Linked DNA regions of Homo sapiens: region 2 is linked to region 1. Evidence: chromatin contacts called from ENCODE Hi-C or POLR2A ChIA-PET data. All regions are on one chromosome and are shown on one strand. The core of a region is the stretch at or near the end of the contact, and the rest is flanking DNA. Distances in the headings are between cores, read along the strand shown.

Region 1 (6,796 bases), core at 2,251-4,750:
ACGATACTTTCAAATGGAATTTATTTAGCCTAAAAATAGAAATTAATTTTGCACTGATGGCCTGAGATTAGAGTTTCTTTGCATTCTGGAGATGAGGGTAGCTACTGACCTTTCTATCTTGCTTTATTATCTGTTGGTCTTGGCAGTACCTTTCTCTTCCAGGATGCATTCCCAGAATGGTTCAGTGAAACAAATGCTCTTTGGAGGACTTTGGCTCTTTGTGGCTGAGATAAATATATATCAACTTAAAGTGGGTTTTATTTTCCTCTGTGAATGAGTTCCTAGAGAATTGAAATTGTGGAAAGAACTAAAAGCTCAAATATAACAGAACGAAGTTTCCCTAAAGGATTACGGTCTGAAGCCTCAGTACATTGGGTAATTTTGTTAAAATAGGTTCTTCTTGTCAAAGGGTTTGAGGGTTGCTGTCAGTCTATTTTCAAAACTGAAGATGAGGAGGATGATTGTCAACTGCAGGTTCAATTGGAACATCGTGGGGAGAAAAATCTCTATTCTGCTAGTCGTTGGTTTTTGAAGCACAGATGGGGCCTGTGAGATTTGGGTGGCATGATGAGGGGAGGGGAGTAAGGGGCAATGCAGCAGGGTATAGGGGATTTAGACTCACCTTCCTAGTCCTGTTGCAGTTTTGAAACCTCTGAGTCTATTAGTGTCCGACAAAAGTGTTTGTTAAAATAGATCAAAGACTAGATTTCTAACCATTAGGGAAGGGAAAGACATTCTCAGAGATTCACAAATATACGTAGTTAATGGAACCATAACTTTTAGAAGTCAGTGTTCACAGGACAGATGGGAATAGCTGGAATGAAGTGAGCTTTGAATGCTGATTGCTTTATTTTATACTAGCTAATGAGTGAATGTGCCACACATCCTCTAACCTTTCTGGAATGGTGAACAAATGGATAGATGTGCTGAGTAAGTGTTGGAAGACAACTACATGAACCCTTAGGCAACTAGGAGGAATTTAAAGAAATAAACCATGTGTTTACAATTAAACTAGGAAAAGCCTGTATATAAATCCAATTGGTAACACATTATATAAAGATAAATGATAAAAGTCCTTAATATTTTTCATGATCTTTCAAAGTTTCTTTAAAAGTGGCAAGTGGCCTCAGAAATTTGAATTATCATGAAAGGAAAAGGAAGAATGACTTAAGGATGTGTATGTGTGTGATTCTGAGTTAAAGATTCTGGTATAGATCAGTGTCGTGGAGACATTAGAGACAAATTTGAAGGTTAAATTTATTCAATGGGCCAGGTGTGGTGGCTCATGCCTGTCTGTAACTCCTGCACTTTGGGAGGCTGAGGCAGGCAGATCACTTGAGCCCAGGAGTTTGAGACCAACCCGGGCAACATGGTGAAACCCTGTCTCTACTAAAAATATAAAAAATTAGCTGGGCATGGTGGCATGTGCCTGTAGTCCTAGTTACTCAGGAGGCTGACGTGGGAAAATCGCCTGAGCCCAGGAGCTTGAGGCTGCAGTGAGCTGAGATGGCCACTAACTGTACCACTCCAGCCTGAGTGATAGAGCGAGACCCTGTCTCAACAACAAACAAACAGCGCTCCCAAAACCCAACAACAAATAAATTTATTCATTGCATTTCAAGAGGAGCGAGTGTTTTGAGAAAAGACAAGGACTTTTGGTAAGTTGGGTTAAATACTGATATCTGCTTCTTTAACAGGATCACTGTTCTTGTCTATATCTGGAAAGAAGACAAACCTTGGGCAGCAAAATGCTGTTTTTATTATTAATGCAGTGATGTCAATCCAAACTAGATGACTGTGATTCATGGAATCTTCAAGGAAAACCAAATATTCTTTTTTAATAAAGTAATGGAGCTGGGAATTGCACATCTGCTCTTAAAAATCTGTTTTTCGTAATACAGAACATATGTTAATCGTCACATCTTTTATTAAACTGAAGGAAAATTCTTGTTGAGTAGATTAATTCTGGATCCTGAAAATGCGGGACCATGGAGACGAGAATATCGAGACAAATGTCTGTCTGTCTTACCAACTTACCTCTAGAACAGTGATTTTCACACTGCTGGATGTGACCTTCACGAGGGTAATGAAATCAAGCTAGTGGGTTGGGAGTAGCATTTTTTTTTCGTTTTTGAGACAGGGTCTCCCTCTGTCTCCCAGTCTGGAGTGCAGTGGCGCGATTTCCGCTGACTGCAACCTCTGCCTCCTGGGTTCAAGTGATTCTCCTGCATCAGCCTGCCTAGTAGCTGGGATTACAGGCATGCACCACCACGCCTGGCTAATTTTTGTGTTTTTAGTAGAAACATGGTTTTGCCATGTTGGCCAGGCTGGTCTCAAACTCCTGACCTCAGGTGATCTGCCTGCCTTGGCCTCCCAAAGTGCTGGGATTATAGGAGTGAGCCACCATGCCCAGCCTGGGAGTAACACTTTAAAAAAATGAAATGGAGTAGAAAATGCAGAGTAGAATGTAGGAGCTTTTGGGAGCTTTTGCATTATTGCTCTCTCTTGTGTGTCTACACAGAGGTGTCTGCAGTCATGATGTAGGAGGTAACTTTCCTGTATTTCTCCTAGAGCTTCAGCTTTAGGTTCGCTTTAGGTTGGTGGGACCAGCAAAATCCCACCCCAAATTGGAGAGGTCTGGCTGACTGGTTGAGGCTAGGGTGATGTCTGATTGAGAAGGCTCGAAGACTCAACCACAGCTTTTGAGTCTCTGATTCTGCAGTTACATTATACCTGCAGGTTCAGGGCCTGAGCTTGTCTGTTTCCTCACAGATATTTATCACAGTGCTCTCTCCTTGGCCTGCACTGACCCAAGAATCAGAAGCAGTATGTCAGTGCGTAAGGAAGCACAATTCATTAATTTTTTTTTTTTAAAGATTTTTTTGGTAACAGTTTTATTGAGAAATAATTCATATAACACACATTTTATCAATTTAAAATATGCAAATCATGCTTTTCAGTATATTCACAGAGCTGTGCAAGCATCACCCATATCAATTTTGGATTATTTTTATGACTTTGAAAGGAGACCTTGTACCCTTTAGTTATCATTTCCCAACCTTTCCTTTCTTGGGCTGAGGCTGTAGCGTCAGCGGACACCTCGAGAGAAAAGATGAACTTTGGCATCTGTAGGCTGATACGGTGGTCTCCAAACTTTCTTTATTTATTAAATATTCAGTAAAAAAGCTTTTGAGCATGTACCCCCAATTTACGTAGATGGAAATACATTTGTTGACTTCTATTTCAGGCTTTAAAAAAAGAAAATAAAACATTTGTAAATGATGTATGCCACTGTACTGATACAGTATTACATTATCAAACACACACAGAGTTCAGCACTTAGTAAAAAAAAAAAGCTGGTATTTTCTCCACACGCCCCTGTGACTCAGCCTCTGTGGGCCTCCCTCCCGTTTTGATGGCCTTCAGTTAGCGTATACAGGCCCAGTTTGGTCTGGGCTCAGCTGACCCCTGGACCTCTCTCTCTCATCCCCTGGCACCCTTCCAACCCACTCCTTGCTCTCTGGCCTTGCAGAACTCCAGGCAGTGCTCCCAGATGCTGGCTTTTCTCTCCCGATGACACCCCACTATCTTGACTTTCCCTCCACGTGGAATGTTCTCCCTGTCCCCGTCTTTCTGGCGAACTTGGTCTAATTCACACAGCATATGCCCAGGTTTACCTCTTCTGCTAGTTTTCCTTACTCTCTGAAGCCCAGCTAGATGGGCCTACCTCCTTTTCCCCTTAACAGCTATACCTGTTTATTGTAACAATATATTTATTTGTTTGTTTCCCATTTTAGGCCCCAGGGATTGGACTTGTACCTTGCTTACATTTTCTCCCCACCTTCTCTCTCTCTTACTTTCTTATTACAGCAGTGTTGATAAGTATATTCTCCCTTATACATGAATCTTTGCACTTTCCCGCATGTCTTCCTAGGGATAGATTCCTAGAATGTCGATGCCACTTTTTGGTCATAGTTAAAAAAATCCAGAAAAATGGATTGAGACCAGATTGTGAAGTAACTTGAACCTCAGATCTCCAAACATTAAAGCTTATTGATTGGGCACTAATCATATGAGTTTGCTAGAGCTGCTGTAACAAACTACCACCAAGTGGGTGGCTGGAACAACAGGATTTATCATCTCAGCAGTTCTGGAGGCTGGAAGTCCAAAAGCAGAGTGTTGGCAGGGTTGATGTCTTCTGAGGGCTGTGGGGAAGGATCTGTGCCAGGCTTCTTGGCCTTCTTCAGGTTCACCTGACATTCTCCCCATATGCCTGCCTGTGTACCCAGATTCCCCCTTTATGATGGCACCAGTCACATTGGATTAGAGGCCCACCTTATTCCAGTGTGACCTCATTGTAGCTTAACAAATTACATCTGTAATGACCCCATTTCCAGATAAGGTCACATTCTGAAGGTACTGGGGGTTACGACTTCATATGAGTTTGCAGAGTGGCGCACAATTCAGTCCATAACATTTGATTGACACACAATTAAAGTTATATATTATTAGGGAGATTTGATACACTTATAATGTCAAATCTTCCTAGTTAGGAACAAGATATATTTCTCTTTTTATTTAAGATTTATTTATATTTATTTCATCAAGTCAATTTTATAGATTTATTGGGTTTGGGGCCTTAGAAAGTTAGAATATTTGTAAAATGGGATCAGACCTGGAAGAATATGGGTAAATCACATTAGGGAAGGTAAGAGAATGGAGTGGGGTCACTGGCATATAGTTGGCACTTCATGAGCGTCTGTGGAGTAAATTTGCTGCATGAGTAGAGGGAATCAAAGTTAAAGAACATTTAATTTAGCAACGTAAAAGTTGTAGGGGATGATGGCCAGGTGTGGTGGCTCACACCTGTAATCCCAGCACTTTGGGAGGCTGAGGCGGGCGGATCACTTGAGGTCAGGAGTTCGCCTGGTCAATGTGGTGAAATCCCGTCTCTACTGAAAATACAAAAATTAGCTGGGCATGGTGGCGAGCAACTGTAGTCCCAGCTACTCAGGAGGCTGAGGCAGGAGAATTGTTTGAACCCGGTAGGCAGAGGTTGCAGTGAGCTGAGATCACACCACTTCACTCTAACCTGGGCCATAGAGCAAGACTCTCTCTCTCTCAAAAAAAAAAAAAAAAAAAAAAAAAGTTGTAGGGGATGTTGCTGTACAGTTTGGGTACTTACATACTTGAATTTGTCTAAGATTGTCCTTTATCAGGACAGATTGAGTTCTCAATTTGATAATTCCCTTTGTGTATATGGGTCATCATAGAGGAAGTGTAGAAGCTGAAATACTATTATGAGAAAAGACTGCATAAAATAAACTCATTACCACCAAGGTCTCCTTTTCCTTCTTTAGTCTTTAGAAATACAGATGATTGAAAATTTACATTACATGGAAAAAATAAGAAACACCCTAAAAGGGTAATTATTTTATTTTTATTTATTTATTTTTTGAGATGGAGTTTCACTCTTGGTGCCCAGGCTGGAGTGCAATGGCACGATCTTGGCTCACCGCAACCTCCGCCTCCCGGGTTCAAGCTATTCTCCTGCCTCAGCCTCCCGAGTAGCTGAGATTACAGGGATGTGCCACCACGCCTGGCTAATTTTTTTTTTTTTTTGTATTTTTGGTAGAGACAGGTTTTCTCCATGTTGGTCAGGCTGATCTCAAACTCCTGACCTCAGGTAATCTGCCTGCCTCGGCCTCCCAAAGTGCTGGGATTACAGGCATGAGCCACCGTGCCCGGCCCGAAAGGGTAATTATTTTAAAACACTTTTATTTTTATGGTCGAAAGAAGGCTCACAGATCCCCCGTCCTGCTATATTCTGTTGCATTTCCAACTCTTGAGAGTCTTTCCCACCCCCGGGACCTCTCCTCTCTCCCTTCTCCCCCATGGAGTGCTGGTTCAGGAATATTTGAGGATTGGCCTATTGTGCAAACACTCAACATTGCGTCTTTCATCTCAAATCCTACAGCTGAAAGCAGAAACATTTTAAATTTGAAAGAATGGGAAACCTTTGCAATTCACAGATTTGCAGTTCCTGGTTTCAAACACTTGCCTTGATGTTTGTTACTTTAGTTCTCAGTTAAAACCTCTACCTTCGGGGTAGCACTGTATGTTCAATTATTGCATTCTTTCCTTTCCTTTCGTCTTTTTTATTCTGCACAAAATTTCATCCCTTTAGCTAAGCTCCCACCTGCCCCATCTTCTTACCTTTTTTCCAGATGTCTCCATGCTGGGAAGCCTCTGCCAGTTGGACTTGTTTCTCAGGGGAGGCTTCATTCACCACTTTGCCTCCTCATAAGCCCTAGGCACGCTTTCTGGATAAACTCTTTCTTCTTTTCTTCTCAGGATCAAACAACTTAGTCCCCGCTTGGCTCTTCCCCTAGGCTCCAGCTCTAGTCTGTAGAGCCTCTCCCCACTGCCCTCCAGTATCATATTGAAAGAACTGACAAAAAGGCAAAAGCATGTTTTTGCTACTATGGCAACCATGCCCAGCCACATCTTCTCTCCTTTTTGAAGTTCCTTCCTTATTTTATTTATGTAAATTTATCAAATAAAGCTGAGCTTCATGTTTTTAACTGTTTCCAGCCCTCATTTGAAGACTTGGCCTTATTTCCTTTCATAAGCCTTCATTATAGCTGTTTGGTACATGGATTTCTTCATCACGGATACCTAGAATATTTTCCCTGCCAATGGCCCCTAGAGCACTTCATTGTCTCTGGATGTACAAGTCCCTGTGTGAGAGGTGGTCAGTCGCTTTTCAAAGTGATTATGCCAACTTATCCTTCTA
Region 2 (6,796 bases), core at 1,453-3,952, 140 kb after region 1:
TGTGATGTTCCCCTTCCTGTGTCCATGTGTTCTCATTGTTCAATTCCCACCTATGAGTGAGAATATGCGGTGTTTGGTTTTTTGTTCTTGCGATAGTTTACTGAGAATGACTTTATATTCTTTTTAAAAAATAATTTTTAGATACAGAATATGGGATGGGTGAAGTGAGGGGATTTAAATCTTGGGGGCTAATGACATCTGTGAGTGAGCAGAAGGTGAAGGCATGGCAGAGAGGTGGAAGGAAGTAGAGGAGGCTTGTTCACACTTCTTCCAAGATTGGAAGAGGGGGCTGACCAAGGATGCCTGGAAGGATTAACAAGTGGATCCAGGAGCCTACTGATGTGGGAGCTCATAAATTTGTGGCAGCTCCAGGCCCAATCATGGCAGCATTTTGTCCAGTAGCACAGGGAGCCAAGCATTAGGGACTTAGGGTGATAAATAATATTCCCCTCTTCCTCTTCTAGCTGAGACATAAACATGGGAATCAGACAGAGATCACAATATCATCTTGACTTCTCATGGAACAAATTGGAGAACATGAGTTTAGCTCTTCAACCAAGTGGGTTTGCCAATCCTCAATCCTGAATTAAATGAATTTATCCACCCATTTCTGGCACAGCTGGGCAACCACAGGCCTCCGCCACAGAGAGAGGCCCCTTACCACATGGCAGAGACCGAGAGCCTGTCTTCGTGGAACGGAAATAGCTGAGGAGAGATGTCCCATTTCTTCTCCCAAACCAACTTAGCAAAGAAGGAGGGAGGGCCAGGAGTGTTATCCCAGCTGATGTCCCTCCATATAGACAGACGGCTGATCCTTCTTCCAGTGGAGGCAAGAGATGGCTGGGTTCGATGCCAAGGATCATTGTCCCAGGCTAACTGTTCCATCTGCATTATTTCCTCCTCCTAGTCCTTGTTCTCTTATAGAATGACAAAGAGGTGGGGATGCTGAAGCTACATGCAGTGGCCTAGACTGGATCATGAAGGAAATAAGGCAACAAGGGGAGAGAGAAATGGACTGAGAGAAAAGAGCAAAGTTTGTAAATGAAAGAGCAGGTGTTATAGGTGAGAAAGAATGAGAATCCTGGAAGAAGAGGGACTAAGGTAAAAGAGGAAGAGCATTTACTTCTTATGTCCCAGTTATTGTTGTTCTAGGTGATATCTAGGTTAAAAGAGAGCGAGAGAGCTGTGCAAAGGCCCTGGCAGGAGCTCACCTGGCATGTCTGAGGACCAGTGAGCAGGTGCCTGGCTGAAGCCGCATCGGGGGTGGTGGGTGGGGGAGAGCCTTGGAGATGTGATCAGAAATGTAGTGGGTAACAGGTTCTGCAGGACTTGTAAGGACATAGGCTTTTAGAAGAGAAACCTGGGACAGAGAAGGGTTAGGTTATTCAGCCAGGAAGGGGCAGAGCTGGGATCCTCAGTGTGGTGGTGTGGCATTTGACCCCAGACACACAGTGCTTCCTGAAACAGTGCTCTGGTCTGGCTTCCCTGTTGCTGGCTTCCCAGGTTCTCCTCCTGCTTATGTTTGCTTTTCTTCAGGCACGATGAACTTGTCCTCCTCTAACTGTCCTTTACATGTGGATGATGTCTCTGGGTTAGCCTCGCTCGTTCTGTGTCTGACCTCTCCCAGGAAATATCCTGCTTTCCCTTGGCTTCTCCTGTGTTCCTGGGCTGGTGATTCCCAAACCTACATATTCTGCAGGGGCCTTGCTTCTCAACTCCAAACCCAAATATAAGTCCCTGATGAGCTAGGGCTCTCTAAATATAGAGTGCTCCCAGTTTATTTCCCTTCCTCACAGATCTCCTCTTGCCCCTGTTCCTTAGGACAATCTCAATGTCTAAAAACCATGGCATTACCTGAAATCCCATCTTTCCCCTCGTCCTCTATCCCCACATCCACTCAATGGCCAATCCAAAGAGAGGTGCTCATATCTTCCCCCTCTGGTTTAGCTCTCCCTGGGATCTTTTAAAAATAGTTAGTTAATTAATTGTTCTTTTTTTTGAGACAGGGTCTCGCTCTTGCCCAGGCTGGAGTGTAGTGGCACAATCACGGCTCACTTCAATTTCTGCCTCCCAGGTTCAAGCCATCCTCCCATCTCAGCCTCCCGAGTAGTTGGGTCTAAGGTGCGCACCACCAGGCCCATCTAATTTTTTTATTTTTGTAGAGATAAGGTTTCGCCACATTGCCCAGGCTGGTCTCGAACTTCTGGGCTCAGGTGATCTGCCTGCCTCCTAAAGTGCTGAAATTATAGGCATGAACTACCACGCCAGGCCTGGGATCTTATAGTAGCCTCTTAAATGGACCCTCTCCTCCACCCATTGGCTCTCTCCCTCTGCACCTGACATCTTTTCCCAAAACAAAGCTAGGATCCCAGGACTCCTGTTCTCATGAGCTGGTCTGGCTTCCCCACTGCCTAAAGAACAGTCTAGATCTTTAGCAAGACACTCAGAGGCCTCCTCTGTCTCACCTTTCATAGTTCTCTTCTCCTCCCACCTCCCATTTTCTCTTCTGTGATCCGCTGTGCTTCTGCTCATTTCCCATCCATAAAATGTTTTCTTCTGCTTCAAGCAGCCACCCAGCTGCCACCTTCTGGGTCAAACGTCCCCAGAATTCCCCCAGGCAGAATGAGTTGCTCTTTTCTCTCAGTGGAAGAGCTGGTATCCTCATTAAGTGCTCCTGGCAAATAAAAATGCATTGAAAGTCTGGCAAGTGCTGATTGTTGTTGGACATCAGCCAGTCACTGGAGTGTGACTGTTACCCATACAGGCTGAGGCAGCAACTGTGAACACACGGCAGGTACAGGAAATCCCCAAATTCTATTAATTATGTGGTAAGTTCCTGGAGATATTTTGGTAATGTATTCCTAAAGTTCTGAGTTTCTTAATTGCATTTCTGTTAAAGGGAGTTTACTTCAAATGTAGAAAACCTAACCAAAACCATGTTTAAAAGAAAAACAAGTCTTATAGGTAGAATAGAAAAGTAACATTATTGTTGGTTATGGGTTTCCTAACAAGATCTGGGTCTTCTATGATAGACTTGCAAATCTGAAAGCCTTTCTGAGGTATGCTAGTCCGTATTAAAATTTCTTTCTTTCTTTTCTCATTCTCTTTTTTCTTTTTCTTTCTTTCTTTCTTGCTTGCTTGCTTGCTTGCCAAGGTCTTGCTTTGTTACCCAGGCTGAAGTACAGTGGTGCGATCATAGCTCACTGCAGCCTCTACCTCCTGGGCTCAGGTGATTCTCCCACCCCAGCCTCCTGAGTAGCTGGGACTACAGGCATGCTCCACCATGGCCAGCTAATTTTTTAAAAAACGTTTTATAGAGAGAGTCTTGCTCTCTTGCCCAGGCTGGTCTTGAACTTCTGGCCTCAAGGGGTCCTCCTGCCTCAGCCTCTCAAAGCACTGGCAGTACAAGTGTGACCCACTGCACCTGGGCCTTACTAAGATTTTTAGGGCAAATATTTGTTATAGAAAATGTATAAAAATGAGAACTTCAAAAGTGGTAATTCTAGTTTACATTTTAATATTTTCCACCTAGTCTTTTCATTTGTGGAAACTGAGAATTATATGGATGCTTTATATGTATATATTGCATTTTAAATATGTGGCAGTAAAGGTGTCTGGATTCATTTGAAACCCAAATGAGCATTCCCTTCATTTTCTGTGAACGCAAATCCATGATCATGTTGATCTCTCCCTATTGGGGTAAAAGAAATAACGCCAAGAAGGTTGGGCACAGAAGGGAGCTTCTCATTCCCTGTCTGGTTTCCACAGAGAACTACCAAATGCAGGGTGTCTGCCCCAGAGCCAGAAAGCTGCTTGCTCTGTGCAGGAGATAAAGGAAAGAGAGAAACCTTTTTGCAGATGGAAATGACAACTGAAGAAAGAGAAAGGTAGCAAGGAGCTTCTTGCTTGCCTTCTGAAGAAAAGAGGAAGAAGGGCCTGGATGAAGCCCCCTCCTCCTGCCCCTTCTCCCTCTGATAGCACTGCCATGGGCTGAGGAAACCTCTTCTGTAACTGCTGGGATCCTTGATCCAACTGTAGTCAGAGGACAAGTGCACCTGGCATCTCTGAATATGTTTTCCCACTGAAGTGTTCTGTCCAGCTTTTAGATTCCATCATGTAATTCCTACTCTCCTTCATGTGTACTTTGGATGAAATAAGCTTTTCTGGCCTGAACTTAGAACCACCATGCAAGGATTTATTTCTGTGGGTTAATTACAAATGATGGCTTATAAGCAGCTACCCTCCAAATGAACTTTTGGTATGTAGCCTGCCCCTAAATTTGAGGCTGTTTGTATAAAACTGTCAAGCTGGTGGTTAATAACAACTAAGTAACAATAGCAGCAACTATCTTTTTTTTTTCTTTGCCATCTCCTATGTAACTGGCAAGGGCTATACCTACACAGTGTGCCTGTTTTTCATAAATGGATAAACTGTTCTTCATCATCGCATCTTCCATGGTCCTTTCTTGACCTGAGTGAACAAGAATGTCTTAATAATAACTCCCAGACAATGAGTGCCCAGAAGGTGCCAGACGCTGAGCTGTGTTCTTAATGTATATTTTCTGTAATTTTGACATCCCCACAGGTCGATAGCATCCCCCACCTTATGAGTTAGAAATCTGAGGATCAGAAAGGTTAGGAACTATGCCCAAGGACACGTAGCTAAGAAGCAGACAAGGCTGGGATTCTAACTAGAAAAGCTATTTGTGCCCTGTTCCTTGATATGTTTGTTATTCTCTTACTTCTATTTTCTAATTTGATGTCAGAACTCTGTTTATGTGTATGTTGAACAATTCCAGTTATTTGATGGATTGTGAAGACTAAGGAATTCTGTTTTATTCATTACAGATACCTAGAAGAGTACGTAGCACATTGAATTGAGTTTATTTAAATATTTAGTGAGCACTTGTACATGTCAGGAACTTTGCTACACTCTGGGGTAGAGACCATCCTGGGCTATTCCCTCACCTTGCCTTTGGAGTGTGAAAGGAAAGGGAGTGAGTTGCAAGGATGTCTTTAGAGTAAGAGGCCCTGGGAAGGTAGCAAGCTCAGGTCTTACCCATAGCCCTTGGGAAATGTTTTTATACACAGGGCAAGCCCACAAATCAATGAAATGAGAAACCACTGGCCCATGAACAAGGAGGGTTTAATGTATGGAAGTTACATAAACAGTGGTATAAATTCATGTATTAATATTTGTCTAGTACAAAATAGACTCTTTGAGGAACTTTATGTTATGCCTTTCTGTTGAACTGAGACTCATGTTATGCAGTACTTGCCAATTAGCCAGAAATGGTAACTTTCCATCAGTAGCACCTGAGGATTTACCGCCATGAGTTTGCAGTGGTCATCTCAGAGGTGACAACCATTTTTCCTTGAATTTTGTGGAATAGATTTTTACCAATGAAGTCACAATCCTACCTAGTTGAATATATCTTTTAGAAAGTCAAGAACCTTTTCTCACAACCTTTTTTGGGAAAAATCTCAAACATACAGAAAAATTCAAAGAATGGTATGGTGAATAAGCGAATACAGGGTCATCCAGCTATGGTCTATGGGCCAAATCCACCCAATGCCTGCTTTCATAAATAAAGTTTGTTAGAATACAGACACACGTTTGTTTACATATGATCTGGTTACAACAACAGTGTTGAATTATTTTAACAGAGACCACCATATGGCCCACAAGGCCTAAAAGATTTACTATCTGACCCTTTATAGAAAAAGTTGACTGTCCCTTGATCTAGATTCACTGCTTGTTACTATTTTACTATTTGCTTTATCTCTGTCTTCACAGACAGGCAGACATACTCGCAACCTCTCTCTCTCTCCCTTCCCCCACACGTGTGAACATATATATACATGCATACTTTTTTTGAACCATTTGAAAGTTATGTTACTGACATTATGATAATTCACCCCTAAATAATTCATGTGGATGCTTAAAAATAAAGGCAGTCTCTCATATAAATGCAAAATCATGATCACACCTAAAAAATTAACATTCATTGAGTAATATCATCCAATGTGCAGTTTATATTTAAATTAGACTATTACACCCTTATTTAGTTTTTCCTTTGGGATCTGGGGTCTAATCAAAGATCATACATTGCATTTGTTCATGATGGCTTTGATTGCCAATTTTTGTTTTACATGACATTGACTTTTTTGAAGAGTCCTTTAAAAACTTCTTGCAAAGATGTATGGGTTTGTTAGCTCCACGATAGTAAGAGCTAAATATATAGCCATTATAGTAAAGCAGTGTCTTGTACTTCTTTTCCCTTGGGATTGAGACACTTTTAGTGTTTGGCTTCCAAAGTTAACACACTAAGTTTTGGGTTTTGCTGGAAATTGTAAATGTGGAAAAATCTCAGTGTGAACAGCAAGGCAGATGAGAATTCACAGAATGCATTTTATGTAATTAAAGGCACAGCCCTTCTCGCTTGCTCCAGTGGCTGCCCTTGCTAGCTCTTGGCTGGGTGGCTCTTCCTTCTGGCTTTTCTTCTGCCTAGGGCCTGGCTCCCCTCCAGCATCATTAGGTTGTAGCAAGAAGCTGGAAACAGACCTGCAGTTATTTAAATCTTCTAGCCCAAATTGTTTGGGCTGGCTGGCAGCACAAAGCTTTTGTGTTTGCAGGCTGCACGCTGAACACAGCATGGTGTTCAAAGGCGTGCATCCCAGATCTGTGTGTCTGGGATGCACATAGGAGGAGCACCTTGTTGAGAATCTGTGGGGGTCACAGTCATGCACCTCTTAGGGGACTACATGCTGGTCACAGGTCTTGTCTTTTATTGTGG

The links. Hi-C counts contacts between places; a loop is a spot of excess contacts on that map. ChIA-PET counts read pairs that join two places held with the same protein, here RNA polymerase II (POLR2A).
Region 2: a map of heart right ventricle shows a loop between it and region 1 (2.0-fold over the local background). The contact joins two enhancer-like sites. A Hi-C loop is called at or near these places in 2 of 168 maps with a recorded cell type or tissue (gastrocnemius medialis and heart right ventricle). POLR2A ChIA-PET finds 5 or more read pairs at or near these places in 1 of 52 experiments (activated T-cell).

What each region holds. Positions count from the first base shown.
Region 1 is chr4:41,445,676-41,452,471 of GRCh38, forward strand. It overlaps a transcript of LIMCH1 not described here. Among named protein-coding and RNA genes, the nearest start is that of LIMCH1, 89 kb to the right of the region's middle. Within about 2 kb of position 3,501, at least 3 of the 41 ENCODE cell types and tissues checked have a DNase peak (open chromatin) inside an H3K27ac peak, as active enhancers do; they include heart right ventricle, where a contact is called at or near this core.
Region 2 is chr4:41,588,114-41,594,909 of GRCh38, forward strand. The region is part of intron 1 of LIMCH1 (LIM and calponin homology domains 1); the gene reads left to right. Among named protein-coding and RNA genes, the nearest start is that of LIMCH1, 53 kb to the left of the region's middle. Within about 2 kb of position 2,703, at least 5 of the 41 ENCODE cell types and tissues checked have a DNase peak (open chromatin) inside an H3K27ac peak, as active enhancers do; they include heart right ventricle, where a contact is called at or near this core.